3 separate regions of the Homo sapiens genome follow, and regions 1 and 2 are each linked to region 3. A link is a contact called in ENCODE Hi-C or POLR2A ChIA-PET data. All regions are on one chromosome and are shown on one strand. Each heading gives the region's core, a stretch centred on a gene start or an enhancer-like site at or near the end of the contact. The rest is flanking DNA. Distances are from core to core; before and after follow the strand shown. Region 1 holds the start of GABPB2 (GA binding protein transcription factor subunit beta 2). Region 2 holds the start of PIP5K1A (phosphatidylinositol-4-phosphate 5-kinase type 1 alpha). Region 3 holds the start of POGZ (pogo transposable element derived with ZNF domain).

Region 1 (4,641 bases), core at 557-3,056, 390 kb after region 3:
GCCTGTTTGTTTTTTAAAGAGACAGGGCCTCACTCTGTGGTCCAGGCTGGAGTGCAGTGGTGCAATCACGGCTCACTGCAGCCTCGACCTCAAGCGATCCTCCCACCTCAGTTTCCCGAGTAGCTGGGACCACCAGTGGGCACTACCACGCCCAGCTGATTAAAAATAATTTTTTTTTCTCTGTACCGACAGGGGTCTCCCTATTTCGCCCAGGCTGGTCTAGAACTCCAGGGCTCAAGGGATCCTCCCACCTCAGCTTCCCAAAATGCTGGGATTACAGGCGTGAGCCACTGCGCCCGGCCAAAACCTTTCAATAAGTGTGTGTTTTAATAATTCATGAAGTGCTTGAGCTCTTGACAACAAAGTACTCTATTATCCAAGATAATTAGAGTAATTACTTTTGTTTATTTAAGAATCTGGATGGGGCAGTTTTCTCTTTATTGTCATCAAAGCACGTGTGAAAATACATGCCTAAGAACATCTCTACTGGATTGGGTGGACCAAGTGATTAGATGAAAATATGGTCTTGGATGGCCAAAATTTTGTTACATCGTTGATAGTAAGCCATAGACTGTCCTTTTCCAAAGACGTTGGGTTGGGGGGGACCCCCTAGAGAGAAAGCCCTTTTGGGAAAAGGGAGAGGAATGGGATGACCTCTGGCTCAAGGAAGTATGTGAAAACAGGAGACAGCCAACGGAAAGAATTGCAATGGAAGAATCTATGGTTCTTTTAGTATTGCTCAAGTCCCCACTGGGCGGCCAGCTGTACAAACAACTGTGAAAGAAGCAGAGGCGAGGCCGGGAGCCGTGGCTCACGCCTGCAATCCCAGCACTTTGGAAGGCCAAGGCGGGGGGATCCCCTAAGGTCAGGAGTTCGAGACCAGCCTGGCTAACATGGTGAAACCCCGTCTCTATTAAAAATATACAAAAATTAGCCATGCATGGTGGCGCACGCCTGTAATCCCAGCTACTCGGGAGGCTGAGGCAGGAGAATCGCTTGAACCCGGGAAGCGGAGGTTGCAGTGAGCTGCAGGTTGCAGTGAGCCGAAATCGCGCCACTGCACTCCAGCCTGGGTGACAGAGCAAGACTCAGTTTTGAAAAAAAAAAAAAAAAGAGCAAAAAAGCAGAGGCGGGGCCCGTACTGCTCTCATTCAGATTACCGAGTTCACTAGTAATCTTTCAGGTCATTATTTGGGTCAGATAATGAGAGTCGCCGTTTCCCTCTCTATCATAAACCCTACAGTTCCTCACACCAATGTCTGTCTGAAAGATGGGAACCAATTTGGGGCAGGGGGCCAAACTCAGCCTCGGCGACAGGCCTCGGCCCCGGCTCCGCGCCGCCCCCTAGTGGTCACCTCCGCGGCCTGGGCTTCCCTTGGTCCAGCTCCCCAGCCCCAGGTCTTACACCCACCCCCTTCTTCACCTCCTTCCAGTCCCCTCCCCTTCCTCCCGACAGCATCCCCTTCCTCCCCGTCCCCCTCCCGCCGCTGCCCCCGCTTCAGTGACGGGGAGCCGCGAGGTCTGCACCCAGAAGTCCGAGGCTGGGCTGGGAAGCGGTGTGACTTCTCACGGCACTTTCCTTTCCAGCCCTGACGCCCCCCGGAGTCCACACATCTCTTCTTTCCTCCTCACCTCCTCGTCCGGGACGCTGCCGGCCACGCTTCCACGGAGCCCGCCAGTTTAGTCCCGTTTCCTTCTCTAGTTAAGACTCCCTGTCAAGGACGGTTACTTTTTGCCCTTTTCATGTGTGCATGTTTTGGGGGCCTTTAACCCCCCCTCGTGGAGAAACAGAGGCAACAAAATGGCGGACCCGGAAATGAAGGCGCCGCGAGTAAGATTTCTGGCGGAGGAATCTGTGAAGGGAAAATGATCAGAAAACTCATGCTCCCATTCTAACAGAAAGATGATGCACCCCCGAGGTTCATCGCCTTTCTGCTGAGGCACTTCTGAGGTGGAAAAGTGCGTCACCGAGGCATGCTAGGCAGGACTATTTAACGGGGCGGAGGACTGCTGGTTACGTATCTTGCGCGTCTGAATAGTTCCAGCAGGGGACGGATCCTAGGTCTGGTGTTGGCGCCAAGAACCTGGCGAACTGCTGAGGGAGACTCGGAGCGTGCGTCAGTCATGCAGATTGCGTCTTAACTCTTGGCTGCTTCTTCGGGGTCCGGGGCGGCCAGGTTTAGTTTGACAGGAAAGCCTCGTTTCCTTATCCCAACCTCGGCTGCAGCTGTTTGGGACGTTCCTGGCTTTGTGCATTGGGTTCTGGTGCCTGATGGACACATTTTTCCAGTTACAGGCCGAATGTAAGGACCCCAGAGCCAAGCTGTCAGTGAGAACAGTGAAACAAATAACTGAGTCATTTCTTTTCTTTCTTTCTTTTTTTTTTTTGAGACGGAGTCTCGCTCTGTCGCCCAGGCTGGAGTGCAGTGGCTCGATCTCGGCTCGCTGCATGCTCCGTCTCCCGGGCTCACGCCATTCTCCTGCCTCAGCCTCCGGAGTAGCTGGGACTGCAGGCGCCCGCCACCACGCCCGGAGATTTTTTTGTATTTTTAGTGGAGACGGGGTTTCACCGTGTTAGCTAGGATGGTCTCGATCTCCTGACATCGTGATCCACCCGCCTCGGCCTCCCAAAGTGCTGGGATTACAGGCGTGACCCACCGCGCGCGGCCTTTTTTTTTTGAGACGGAGTCTCGCTTCGTCCGTCGCCCAGGCTGAAGTGCAGTGGCGTGACCTCGGTTCGCTGCAACCTCTGCCTCCCGGGTTCAAGTGATTGTCCTGCCTCAGCCTCCCCAGCAGCTGGGATTACAGGCGTCCGCCACCACGCTGGGCTAATTTTTGTATTTTTAGTAGAGATGGGGTTTTATTTTACCATGTTGGCCAGGCTGGTCTCGAACTCCTGACCTCAAGTGATTGGCCCGCCTCGGCCTCCCGAAGTGCTGGGATTACAGGCGTGAGCCACCGCGCCCGGCCTGAGTCATTTCTTTTTGGAGGCCTGCAAGAGGATGGAGCATGAGTTTGCAAATCCATTTAGTCACTTTATTTACCAAACAGTTGATCCCTGTCTCCACCCACCAATTGCCATGGCTGAAGGACTCTGAAGGGGCCCTTCAAAACTCAGTAAAAATAGAAAAGGACGCACTACTTATCCTTCCTGGCCCCATTCTTCGTTAGACTGGGACCGTCTTTAGATGTGGGCTTTTCATGGCCTAGAGGGAGGATTTGTCTTTTTTTCTCCCACCTGGGGACTTCTCTAGATCATCCTTATTTAGGGTATAGTGTCATCCTTATTTATAGTACACTGCCCAATTCTGTCCTATCCATATTGGTATTTACAGTTTCTCTTTTGAGAGTTGGAGTCTTGTCTCATTCCCGTTTACATTCTGTTTGGCTCAGTGCTTTCCTATAGCAGGCACACAAAAACCAGAAGTTAAGCAGATAACATATTTGAGTGAATTCGTTTATCTTCTTAGGCACCTAGGAGAATTATTACCTGAAATATAATGTTGGTAGTCAGTGGGCAAGCAGAAGAGTGGTTGTACCTGTCTCCCTAACTACTTTTCTAATTTTAAGTTGATTTTGCCCTTTCATTATCTGTTCAATGCGAAGTTCACCATCTAATGTCTAAATGCTACTCAAATCATTCTTCCTCTAAGTTGAATATTATTATAGAAAGATAAAATGAGGCCGGGCTCAGTGGCTCACGCCTGTAATCTCAGCACTTTGAGAGGCTAAGGCGGGCAGATCACCTGAGGTCAGGAGTTAGAGACCAGCCTGGCCAACATGGTGAAACCCCGTCTCTATGAAAAATACAAAAATTAACCAGGCCTGGTGGCAGGCGCCTGTAATCCCAGCTACCTGGGAGCCTGAGGTGGGAGGATCCCTTGACCCTGGTGGGTGGAGGTTGCAGTGAGCGGTGATCCCCGCCACTGCACTCCAGCCTGGGTGACAGAGTGGGACCCTGTCTCAAAAATAAAAAAGAAAAAAAAGATGTATAAGCTAAGTGTGAAAGCAAGGCTAATTTCTCAGATTTCTGTGGCTTTTCTTGTGAAGAGAGAAAATTAGACTCCAGTCCTGGGATTGAATGTCTTTATTAAATAAACGAGTAAATGGTAGCACAAATCACCATCAATATTTTTGGAAGGATTGGGGACAAGATGTCGAGTCAGAATATAATTGTTCATTTCAGGGTCTCAATGTAGCTGAAGAACTGTGCCCACTGATCAGTATTACGTATTGCAAATGCAGGAGGTAAGGCTAAAATAGGACTTATGCCGTTCAGAAGATTGAATTGAAACCTTAAAAACTATCATAATAGTAGGAATGCATGTTAAGATTTGATAACTTTCTTTAGCTAGAGTTTTCAACCCACAGTTAGGAGCAAAGTTGTAAAGTGAGTAGGTGTGAAGAAGGGACACTCTTTTGAGAAAAGAAATTAGCTACTTCTAAAATGATTCAATTATTTTCCCTATTTTCATTTTCCATAATATTTCCTCCTGTTTTATACCTCTAACTACCCTCCTGATTTCTCTGAGGAAAAAAAAGAATATAAGAGCAGGATCAAAAAAAAGCAAGAGACTTATCACTTTAGCCTTTTAGAAATACTGTTTCGTAGCAGATAACCTCAAATTAAAACTTCCGAGG
Region 2 (4,867 bases), core at 429-2,928, 260 kb after region 3:
TTATGCAATACTCCCCCACAACACTTACAGTCACCCCCCCACCCATCTTTCTTCTTCTCAGGCCTAATTTCCAAAACATCACTTCTCGCAGTCTCTACTGCAATTCAAGACTCCATTCCATCTTTCCCATCTGTTTTTAAGGTCTTTGACCTTAATTTCCTACATTCCTTAGACTCTCTTCAAAATTTCCATTCCTTCCCAAAGTTGGGCAGTTTAGAGTTGGGAATCACCAAAGGAATTAGTCTGAGAAAGTATGTATGTGTGTCTGTGTGCCTGTGCGGCCCTAAGGGTGGGGGTGCGAAGTGAGAAGGGGTGACACATTAGGGGGGAGTATCTGAGGGAAAAGATGGCTTCAACAACTCCCGCCCACCCAACAAAATTCACGATTCCCTACCTCTCCAGAAATCGAAAGCGTCCAATAACTTTTCGATATCTTTTAAGTCCCATGGCTTCTCTTCAACATTTTCATCCAATTAGCCCACAATCAACTTAGATTCCACCTGCCTCTCACACTAAGTAGTTCTCTCTACTTCTTAGGCCTCCATTTACTTTCTTAGTTTCTCTACTCCCTTCCGTTTCTCTTGTTTCCTACCGCAACTTCTTTTTTTTTTTTTTTGAGACAGGGTCTCACTCTCTCGCCCAGACTGGAGAGCAGTGGCCCAATCTCGGCTCACCGCAAGCTCTGCCTCCCAGGCTCAAGGGATTATCCTGCCTCAGCCTCCCAAGTAGCTGGGATTACAGATGCACGCCACTACTGTCCGGATAATTTTTGTATTTTTAGTAGGGACGAGATTTCTCTATGTTGGCCAGGCTCGTCTCGAACTTCTGACCTCAAATGATCCGCCCGCCAAGGCCTCCCAAAGTGCTGAGATTACAGGCGTGAGCCACCGCGCCGGGCCACCCTACCCCCACCTTCAATCTCCATCCGTCCTCCTCAAAGACAACCAAAGTTTTCGACAACTTCTTAATCAAACTTATCCTTTCCTCAAACTCCTGCCCGCTCATAAATCCCTATTTGAAAGCCCAGCTCGCGCCCACTTACCGGTAACACGTAGGACATTCCCAGCTACAGGTACCCTCTTAGGTCTCGCTCTTCCTCCCATCGCATATTCCTCACCAGCTCCCTACCCACGCCCTGCCGGGCTTACCTGAGGACAAGGTACAGGAAGGGACCGCGGGATCAAAGGATGAAAAACCGACCGAAGACGACGGCCCGGAGGAGGCCGACGCCATCTTAGCAGCCCCCTCCCCCTCAGCGGCCTGGCTCTCTTTCAATCCGGTTCTTCCTCTTCTCGGAATCGAATCTTCCCAACGTCTCTTTACAGAACCCGCGTTCTGTGGGCCACCTCCCCGCCCCCTCCGGGGCCTCCCTCAGACACGTCGAGCCGGCTCCTGGACCAGCTCAAGGCCACACCATTCGCCTGGCATGGGGAAGAACTCACGTCCCGCACCCCCTCCACAAGTTTAACCGCTTTCCACAGGGGATACTTTCCCCTTTCACAGAAGAGTAAGCTTAAGCTGGCTGCTGGGACCTTGCGCCCAGACCAAGCCACATCTGAAAAAAAAACGAGGCATGAAAAGTCCCAAAGGAGCGAACGCCCCTTCTCCGTCCTTCCTAACCACGGCCTGTTAATCGCCCAACCCGGCCGCTTCACTCCGGGTAGCCAAGCAAAAAATCCGAGCACTGCGCATGCGCCCGACCTTCTCGGGGCATCAGCCCACTCATTGGGGAGAAAAAAGGAGCAAAACCAATCGGGAGGCTGCTAATGGTCACGTGAGGTGGGTCCTCACGCCCTGACGAGTCCACGGGTGGAAGATGTGCGCGCGCGGGTTGGCCGACAGTCCCTACGGTGGCTCGGCAGGTCCTCTTAGGTTCAGTTCTTTGCTAGGACTGGGTCGAGTGATCTGAACTCGGGACAAGAGTCGGTCCGCCAAGTCCTCTGAAATTCCTAACCCAGGAAAGAACTCTCTGCGGGAGTACTGGTGTCAAGTCAGAGACGTTAAGGTGTCGAATATCACAAAACATTTAATACCACCAAGAACTCTTCTTAGTCTTTTTCCTGTTTTACTACTCTTGTTTACTATTTGATTAAACGTGCGTGCATGTCTTACCTTCCTCGGAATGGCATTCGAAATAGATCTGTGTTTTGTTTGCCTCAAGCACAAAGTTAGGCACTGCACAGTGACGGAGTTCAGTAAATATTTGATGCATGAATCAGTGAAGACCTGTCAAAAAAGGGCACGGGAGGCTATCAGGGACTTATCACAACCTTCCCGCGACCCAACCCCTTTAGCCTCCAACTGTCAATTATCTGTGCTCCAAAGGGCATGGAGATACACAGAAAAATTTCTCCCATTGTAGTCTTCGTAGTAACTGCTCGTTTTTAACAAAGTACCCCGTAGGCTATGAACCCTGGTGGGAAGACCAGTCTCTCTGAGCAGACTGTAAAACTTCTGGGGAGCAAGGACTGTGTTTGGTTCACTCTTGTATCTCCAGCTCCTCCAGTGACTTCGTACATAGTAGGGGCTCCATAATTATCTGTGGAATGAATAAATAAAGAGGAATGGTAAAACATTCGGGGTAAGAGTCGGTCAGATAGATCCTCTCAAACTCATGGCCCATGAAATAACTCCATTAAAACAGGTTTTGTGGCCGGGCGCGGTGGCTCACGCCTGTAATCCCAGCACTCTGGGAGGCCGAGGCGGGTGGATCACGAGGCCAGGAGATCGAGACCATCCTGGCTAACACGGTGAAACCCCGTCTCTACTAAAAATACAAAAAATTAGCCGGGCGTGGTGGCGGGCGCCTGTAGTCCCAGGCTACTCGGGAGCCTGGGGCAGGAGAATGGCATGAACCTGGGAGGCGGAGCTTGCAGTGAGCGGAGATCGCGCCACTGCACTCTAGCCTGGACGACAGAGCGAAACTGTCTCAAAACAAAACAAAACAAACAAACAAAAAAAACAGGTTTTGTAACCCCCAGAATGACCTGGTTATCCTCTTTCCAGATGTCTTGTGGGTCCTCATAAAGTAACCTAGGACCCGAACATCCATAGAATATCCCCATGCAGGCCGGGCGCCGTGGCTCACGCCTGAAATTCCAGCACTTTGGGAGGCCGAGGTAGGTGGATCATCTGAGCTCAGGAGTACGAGACAAGCCTGGCCAACATAGTGAAACCGCGTCTCTACTAAAAATACAAAAAATTAGCTGGGCGTGGTGGCGGGTGCCTGTAATCCCTGCTACTCGGGAGGCTGAGGCAGGAGAATCGCTTGAACCCAGGAGGCAGAGGTTGCAGTGAGCCAAGATCGCGCCATTGCACTCCAGCCTGGGCAACGAGAGCGAAACTCAGTCTCAAAAAAAAAAAAAAAAAGGCCGGGCGCAGTGGCTCACGCCTGTAAGCCCAGCACTTTGGGAGGCCGAGGCGGGCGGATCACCTGAGGTCGGGAGTTCAAGACCAGCCTGACCAACATGGAGAAACGCCGTCTCTACTAAAAATACAAAATTACCCAGGCGTAGTGGAGCATTCCTGTAATCCCAGCTACTCGCTACGCCGGAGGCTGAGGCAGGAGAATTGATTGAACCTGGGAGGCAGACGTTTCGGTGAGCCGAGATGGCGCCTTTGCACTCCAGCCTGGGCAACAAGAGCGAAACTCCAACTCAAAAAAAAAAAAAAAAAAAAATCCCCATGCATTTACTGCAGCCTTCTACTCCTCCCTTATGAAGATCTAAGATAATTGTTTCCCTGCTGCCACCTGCTGGATTATTCGTCTTCCTTTGGGCACCGAAAGTAGACAAAATCTTGTTTGTAATTCCACAGCAGTGGAATTTTGTTGTGTTGAAGTATTTTATAATTCCCTGTACCTATACCCTCCACTCAACTAAACAGGACAGGAACTAGTGAGGGGCACACTGAGCACAGGATTTGGCTCATAGGTATTCAATAAATAAATATTTGTTGAATAAATTATCCTTGTTTTCCGAAAAGGCATAGGATTGCTACCATTTCCTGAGTTACTTTAGAAATCGGATAGTGTAGCCGGACGCGGTGGCTCACGCCTGTAATCCCAGCACTTTGGGAGGCCGAGGCGGGCGGATCACGAGGTCAGGAGATCGAGACCATCCTGGCTAACACAGTGAAACCCCGTCTTTACTAAAAATACAAAAAATTAGCCGGGTGAGTTGGCCGGCGCCTGTAGTAGCCCCAGCTACTCGGGAGGCTGAGGCAGGAGAATGGCATGAACCTGGGAGGCGGAGCTTGCACTGAGCCGAGATCGTGCCACTGCACTGCAGCCTGGGCGACAGAGCGAGACTCCGTCTCAAAAAAAAAAAAAAAAAAAAAAAAAAAATCGGCTGGTGTTGATGTAAAGCTGTTTCTGATTTTAAAATTGGAAACAGACTAATAAATCCCAGAATGACCAACGCAGTCAAACAGAGGAATCTTCTCCCTGTGAGCTAATCTGTGAATTCCATTTTATTTTATTTTTGAGACAGAGTCTGGCTCTGTCACCCAGGCTGGAGTGCAGTGGCGCTTGGCTTACTGCAACCTCCACCTCCCGGGTTCAAGCGATTCTCCTGCCTCAGCCTCCCGAGTAGCTGGGACTACAGGCATGCACCACCACGCCCAGCTAATTTTTTATATTTTTAATTTTTATTTTCATCAAGTACTATTTTTATTTTTAATTTCACCAACTCCCACTCAGTCCCTGGGGCGCCCCCACTCCCACTCAGTACCTGGGGTGTCCTCTGAGTCATGGAACCACTCCTCCCCGGTAACATTCCTGGCATAGTAGAACTGTGGTGACGTGGCAGGGTGTGGAAACAGGGGCAGAGCAGGACATGTTGGCTTAGTGCCCCAAGGAAACAGAAAA
Region 3 (4,698 bases), core at 1,582-4,081:
TCTTTGCCCAAATGTCACCTTAACAAGGACTTCTCCAATCACCCCACATAAAATAGCAAATTCTCCACCCCCATGTCTGCACCACACTCCTAATTCCCCTATCCTGCCCTTTACCCTTCATAGCACCTATCACCATTTCATATAATCCATATTTATTTACATAATGTATATCAGATTGCATTTTCCAAGATGGCCACAAGATTTCCCTTTCCGCACACTTTCTTACAATGTGACATTTCCACTATTCCCGTTGAGAGATGGGGATCTATGCTCTCCATCCTGTAACTGTAATGGAAGTAACACTATATGACCTCTGAGACTAGGTCACGATCTCTGTCTGGTCCTTTTGGGGCACTCAGTCTTGGAACTCAGCCACTATGATATGAGGAAGCCCAGGCTACATGGAGAAGCCACTTGTAAATGGTCTGCCAACAACCCCAGCTGCGGTCCAAGCCAACAGTCAACCTCAACTTCCAGACATGTAAGGAAGCTTTTGAGATTACTTCAGCCCTAGCCACTGCATACGAGACTCCCAAGTGAGAACTGTTTAGCTGAGCCTAATTACCTCCCAGAACCATGAGAGGTAATGAAATTGTTGTTTTAAGCCACTAAGTTCGGGGTCATTTGTTATTTAACAATAGACAATAGAACAATTTGTTTATGTGTATATTTTATGTCTCTTTCCTTCTAGAGTATAAATCCCACAGATTCAGGTATTTGTTGTTGTTGTTGCTGCTGTATTCCCAGCACCTAAAACAGTGCCTAGTACATGTGCTCAATAATTTTTTTTTTTTTTTTGAGACAGGATCTTGCTCTGTCCCTCCCAGGCTAGAGTGCAAGTAGTGTCATCATAGCTCACTGCAGTCTCAAACTCCTGGCCTCAAGTGATCCTCCCAAGTCTTCCAAGTATCTAGGAATACCACAACCAGCTAATGAAAAAAATTTTTTGGGGCCAGGCACGGTGGCTCACGCCTGTAATCCCAGCGCTTTGGGAGGCGGAGGCGGGCAGATCACGAGGTCAGGAGTTCGAGACCAGCCTGCTTGGTGAAACCCCGTCTCTACTAAAAACAGAAAAAATTAGCCAGGCATCGTGGCGCACGCCTGTAGTCCCAGCTACTCAGGAGGCTGAGGCAGGAGAATTGCACCCAGCAGGCGGAGGTTGCAGTGAGCCGAGATCGCGCCACTTCACTCCAGCCTGGGGGAGAGAGCGAGACTCTGTTTAAAAAAAAAAAATTTTTTTTTGTAGAGATGGGATGTTGCTAAGTTGCCCAGGCTGCCCTCAGACTGCTGTGATCCTCCTCCCTTGGCCTTCCAAAGTGTTGGGATTACAGGTGTTAGCCACCATGCCCAGCCCCCAATAAATATTCATTGAATGAATGAATGGATGCATGATCCATTTTCAATAAAGCATGCTAACAGTTACTGGTCAACGGTATATGGCATAGTCTGCGCTAGATCTCATTGGCTGGGAGAATAAATTGACAGGGCATGGGGAAATATGTTGGAATTTTTCAAAGGTTAATAACGTAATATACATAATGTAAATATAACATATATAATGAATTATACTAATTACACGACAGTATAAAATAGGATTTGAGTTTCATGTAGTCTTTTGGTGATTGATCCCATAATCCTAATATGGGCTTCTCCAGATCAGGTCTGGAAAGTCTTCAGAAGTATTTTCAGAAGGATTTAGTGATTCTTCTCATTCAAATAATGAAGTCCTTCCTAAGCATCCTACACTAGTGGAAATCACTCACATGGTTTTGGTATGAAATGGAATGAAACTGGGTGGTGGCAGTGTGTGTATGTGTATGCACATGTGCACACTCACACGGGCAGGTGCATACAATTTGGAATGCCTACTTCCACTGCCTATTTTCAGTCTGGTGGTTTGAATGGAGTGTGTATATAAAGAGCACAAATAAACATAGTTCTGGATTTCCCCTTTCTGCACCAAGTACCTTGATTTCACATTTGGTTTGAAGCAAATATTTGTGTATTGCTTAAATAGCAAACATTTTCAAATATTCAAGGAAAATATTACATTTTTATAATCTCAGAAGGCAATAAAGGACAAAATTTCTTAGCTACCTGAAAAGAGGTAGTTTTTGTCTGGGGAAGAATAAACAGGTGGATGGTCGTTTGAGTGGACTAACCAATTTCTTTGAGCCAACCCATCTCAGCCTTGATTGGAGCAAAAAGCATAAGGATGTGGAGTGTGTGTGGTTTCTTGGAACTGGGGATCTCTGCTGAATCTACTCACAATGGGAGCAAAGCAGTTTCCATCACAATAATCGCTTTAACAATCGTGTGCCACTTCTTTCCAGGATCCAGAAGGGCTTGAGGATCAAAATGGCTTTTAAAAGTTCTTCACTTAAACAAGGCCGCAGCCACAAGGTTACTTGGCCGAGTGTCTCTTGAGAAAGAGTGAGTGCCATTTTGTTCTTTGTTCCAATGACAGTTGTTGGTGCCACTGGGCCTCACCACCTGGCCTGTGTCATGAAGTCTCCCTCTTGACTGGGTCTAAGCCTTGAGTGGAAAGTGGGGGAGCCTCCCAACACTTCCTTGGAAACTCTTGGCAAGTAAATTGGGGAATATTTTCTTTGGAAGTCTCATTTTTCTCACCAAAATTTAGATATAGCTTCTGAAGCTAATTATTCTTTTTTCATTACAAAAAATGTTTTCCTTTATTTATTTATTTGCAGGCCCAGCCAAACTTGACTAGAAAAGAAGCCCGGGCAGGGGTTTGGATGAGCCCATGACGTGCAGCGCGCTCCGACCAATTGGGAGGCCGTGAAAAAGGGGAGGGCGGAAGTGACGAGCCGTATCCCTCCGCGGGGCGAGAGGGTCGGTGGGGGGAGTCGGCGTCTCTCTCCCCCGCGCCAGCTCCCGTACACGGAGCCGCATTCCTTGGCCCCCCCACCCCCCTCCCTCGGGGCCCCCCCGCCCCCCTCGGGAAAAAAATCCACCCCGAATCACTCGAACCCGAGGGAGGCTTCCTTTCACCCTTGGGGAGACGAGCTTTCAACGGTTACCTCTTCTTCGTCTCCCCCCAAGCCCCCGTCCCCTCCCCCTGCTCCCACCCCCTTCTGGCGCCGGGTGTAAGGTCCCTTTAAGGCGACGGCGCCTTCCTCGGGTCAGACTACCGGCGGCGACGACCACAGGAGGTGAGTGAGCGAGCGAGCCTTCTCTCTCCCCACCCCCTGCTCCCGGGGGTTCCGTTATCTTTTCGCTCGGCGAGGCGTTCAGAGGCGAGACAATGAGAGGGGGATGGGGCCGGTACGCGCGGGGGTGGGGGCGGGGGGCCGGCGGTGCGCGCCCCCGCCCACCGCGAGTGGCGGCGCGGCCCGCGGCAGGGGCGGCCGCGGGGTGCGGCGCGCGAGCGCGAGTGTGTGTGCGTGCGCCCCGGGCCGCGGGAGCCGCGCGAAGGGCCGGCGGCGGAGGTCCCTGCCTGCCGGCTGGCCGGCCGCCCCCGCCCCCCGGCGCCCGCCGCGGCGCGCGCGCGCGCACTCGCGCCCCACGGCCCCGCACACAGCCCGACGTCCACACGCACGCTCGGCGCGAGGCGTCTCGGAGGAGTGGGCGGCGCGGGCGCGGGCGGTGGCCCGCTGGGGAAGGGGCGGGGGCGGGGGCGCGGGCGGTGGCGAGACGGCGGGGCGCGGCGGGAGGGGCCGGCGAGGGGGCGAGGCCGTGCGGCGGAGGGGCGGGCGGCGGCGGAGCGGCCCCTGGGGGTGGGGGTGCGCGGCCCTCCCCGCCCCATTCCCGCTCCGAGAAGGAGTGGGGCGCTCGTTTTGAGCGGGAGGAGGAAAATGAGTGATTGCTGAGCCGATCCCTTGTGTTATGTAATCTCTGCTTGGTCTAATAGTACATCCTAAGCCTTAGTGCACTGCAGCTAGTTTACGAAGTCTCCTCCCTCGGTCCCCAAATTTCTTTTGGGATGGCGCCGTGATTTATAAAATGGAATGAGGCGGGGAATCTTTATTTTCTGGTGATTATGTCCTGCCGCGGTGGGCGCCATGTTTATCCCGGGGACTATTTTATTTAGATTCTTGGCACCTTTTGCAAAGGAGTACTGTCATTGATCTATTTGTTTTCCGTCTTTCTGCGTGTTGTTCTTATTTCCTTCCTCTCCAGATGTGGGATTCTCTCAAACTGCTAGTAGCACTTGTCTTAGACATTCTTAGTTCAGAAAAAGGTAGTGCTGATGAGTCCTTAGAGTCATTTAGTGGCCAGTCTCATTTTCGAAATGGAAACTAAGATGCAGTTGGACTATCTCACAGCAGCCGCCGTCTTGATGCAAGCGGTGTAGCCCGTCCTTCCAAGCCCGTAGACACCTCTTACCGCCGCTCAAAACTCCACAGAAATGGGGTTTTACTTTTTTTTTTTTTTTTGAGACGAAGTTTCACTCTTGTCGCCCAGGCTGGTGTGCAGTGGCACGATCTCTGCTCACTGCAACCTCCGCCTGCCGGGTTCCAGTGATTCTCCTGCCTCAGCCTTCCTAGTAGCTGGGATTACAGGCATGTGCTACCACGCCCGGCTAATTTTTGTATTTTTAGTAGGGACGAGGTTTCACCATGTTGGCCAGGCTGGTCTTGAACGCCTGACCTCAGGTGATCCGCCCGCCTTGGCCTCCCAAAGTGCTGGGATTACAGGCGTCAGCCACCGCGCCCGGCCGGGTTTTACTTCTGTAGG

Evidence for each region. A loop is a pair of places that touch in the nucleus more often than their neighbours do. ChIA-PET counts read pairs that join two places held with the same protein, here RNA polymerase II (POLR2A). Pooled maps may share reads with other maps.
Region 1: a map of CD4-positive, alpha-beta T cell shows a loop between it and region 3 (7-fold over the local background). The contact joins the promoter of GABPB2 here to the promoter of POGZ in region 3. A Hi-C loop is called at or near these places in 1 of 168 maps with a recorded cell type or tissue (CD4-positive, alpha-beta T cell) and 9 of 50 pooled maps. POLR2A ChIA-PET finds 5 or more read pairs at or near these places in 1 of 52 experiments (HepG2).
Region 2: a map of CD8-positive, alpha-beta T cell shows a loop between it and region 3 (5-fold over the local background). The contact joins the promoter of PIP5K1A here to the promoter of POGZ in region 3. A Hi-C loop is called at or near these places in 1 of 168 maps with a recorded cell type or tissue (CD8-positive, alpha-beta T cell), 4 of 37 single-sample maps with no recorded cell type and 11 of 50 pooled maps. POLR2A ChIA-PET finds 5 or more read pairs at or near these places in 2 of 52 experiments (H1 and MCF 10A).

The regions. Positions count from the first base shown.
Region 1 is chr1:151,067,926-151,072,566 of GRCh38, reverse strand. It overlaps GABPB2 (GA binding protein transcription factor subunit beta 2), which reads right to left and starts at 1,806. Exons shown (of 9, transcript NM_144618.3): 1 at 1,633-1,806. It overlaps MLLT11 (MLLT11 transcription factor 7 cofactor), which reads right to left. Exons shown (of 2, transcript NM_006818.4): 2 at 3,023-4,641. RefSeq lists enhancers at 422-1,356, 1,724-1,933, 1,357-2,291 and silencers at 1,254-1,413, 1,444-1,523.
Region 2 is chr1:151,195,363-151,200,229 of GRCh38, reverse strand. It overlaps PIP5K1A (phosphatidylinositol-4-phosphate 5-kinase type 1 alpha), which reads right to left and starts at 1,678. Exons shown (of 16, transcript NM_001135638.2): 1 at 1,149-1,678. The coding sequence starts at 1,233. It overlaps LOC124904419 (a long non-coding RNA gene), which reads left to right and starts at 1,705. Exons shown (of 2, transcript XR_007066620.1): 1 at 1,705-1,779; 2 at 1,890-2,123. RefSeq lists enhancers at 1,201-1,280, 1,381-1,580.
Region 3 is chr1:151,457,627-151,462,324 of GRCh38, reverse strand. It overlaps POGZ (pogo transposable element derived with ZNF domain), which reads left to right and starts at 2,831. Exons shown (of 19, transcript NM_015100.4): 1 at 2,831-3,173. RefSeq lists an enhancer at 2,561-2,610 and silencers at 3,441-3,490, 3,681-3,730.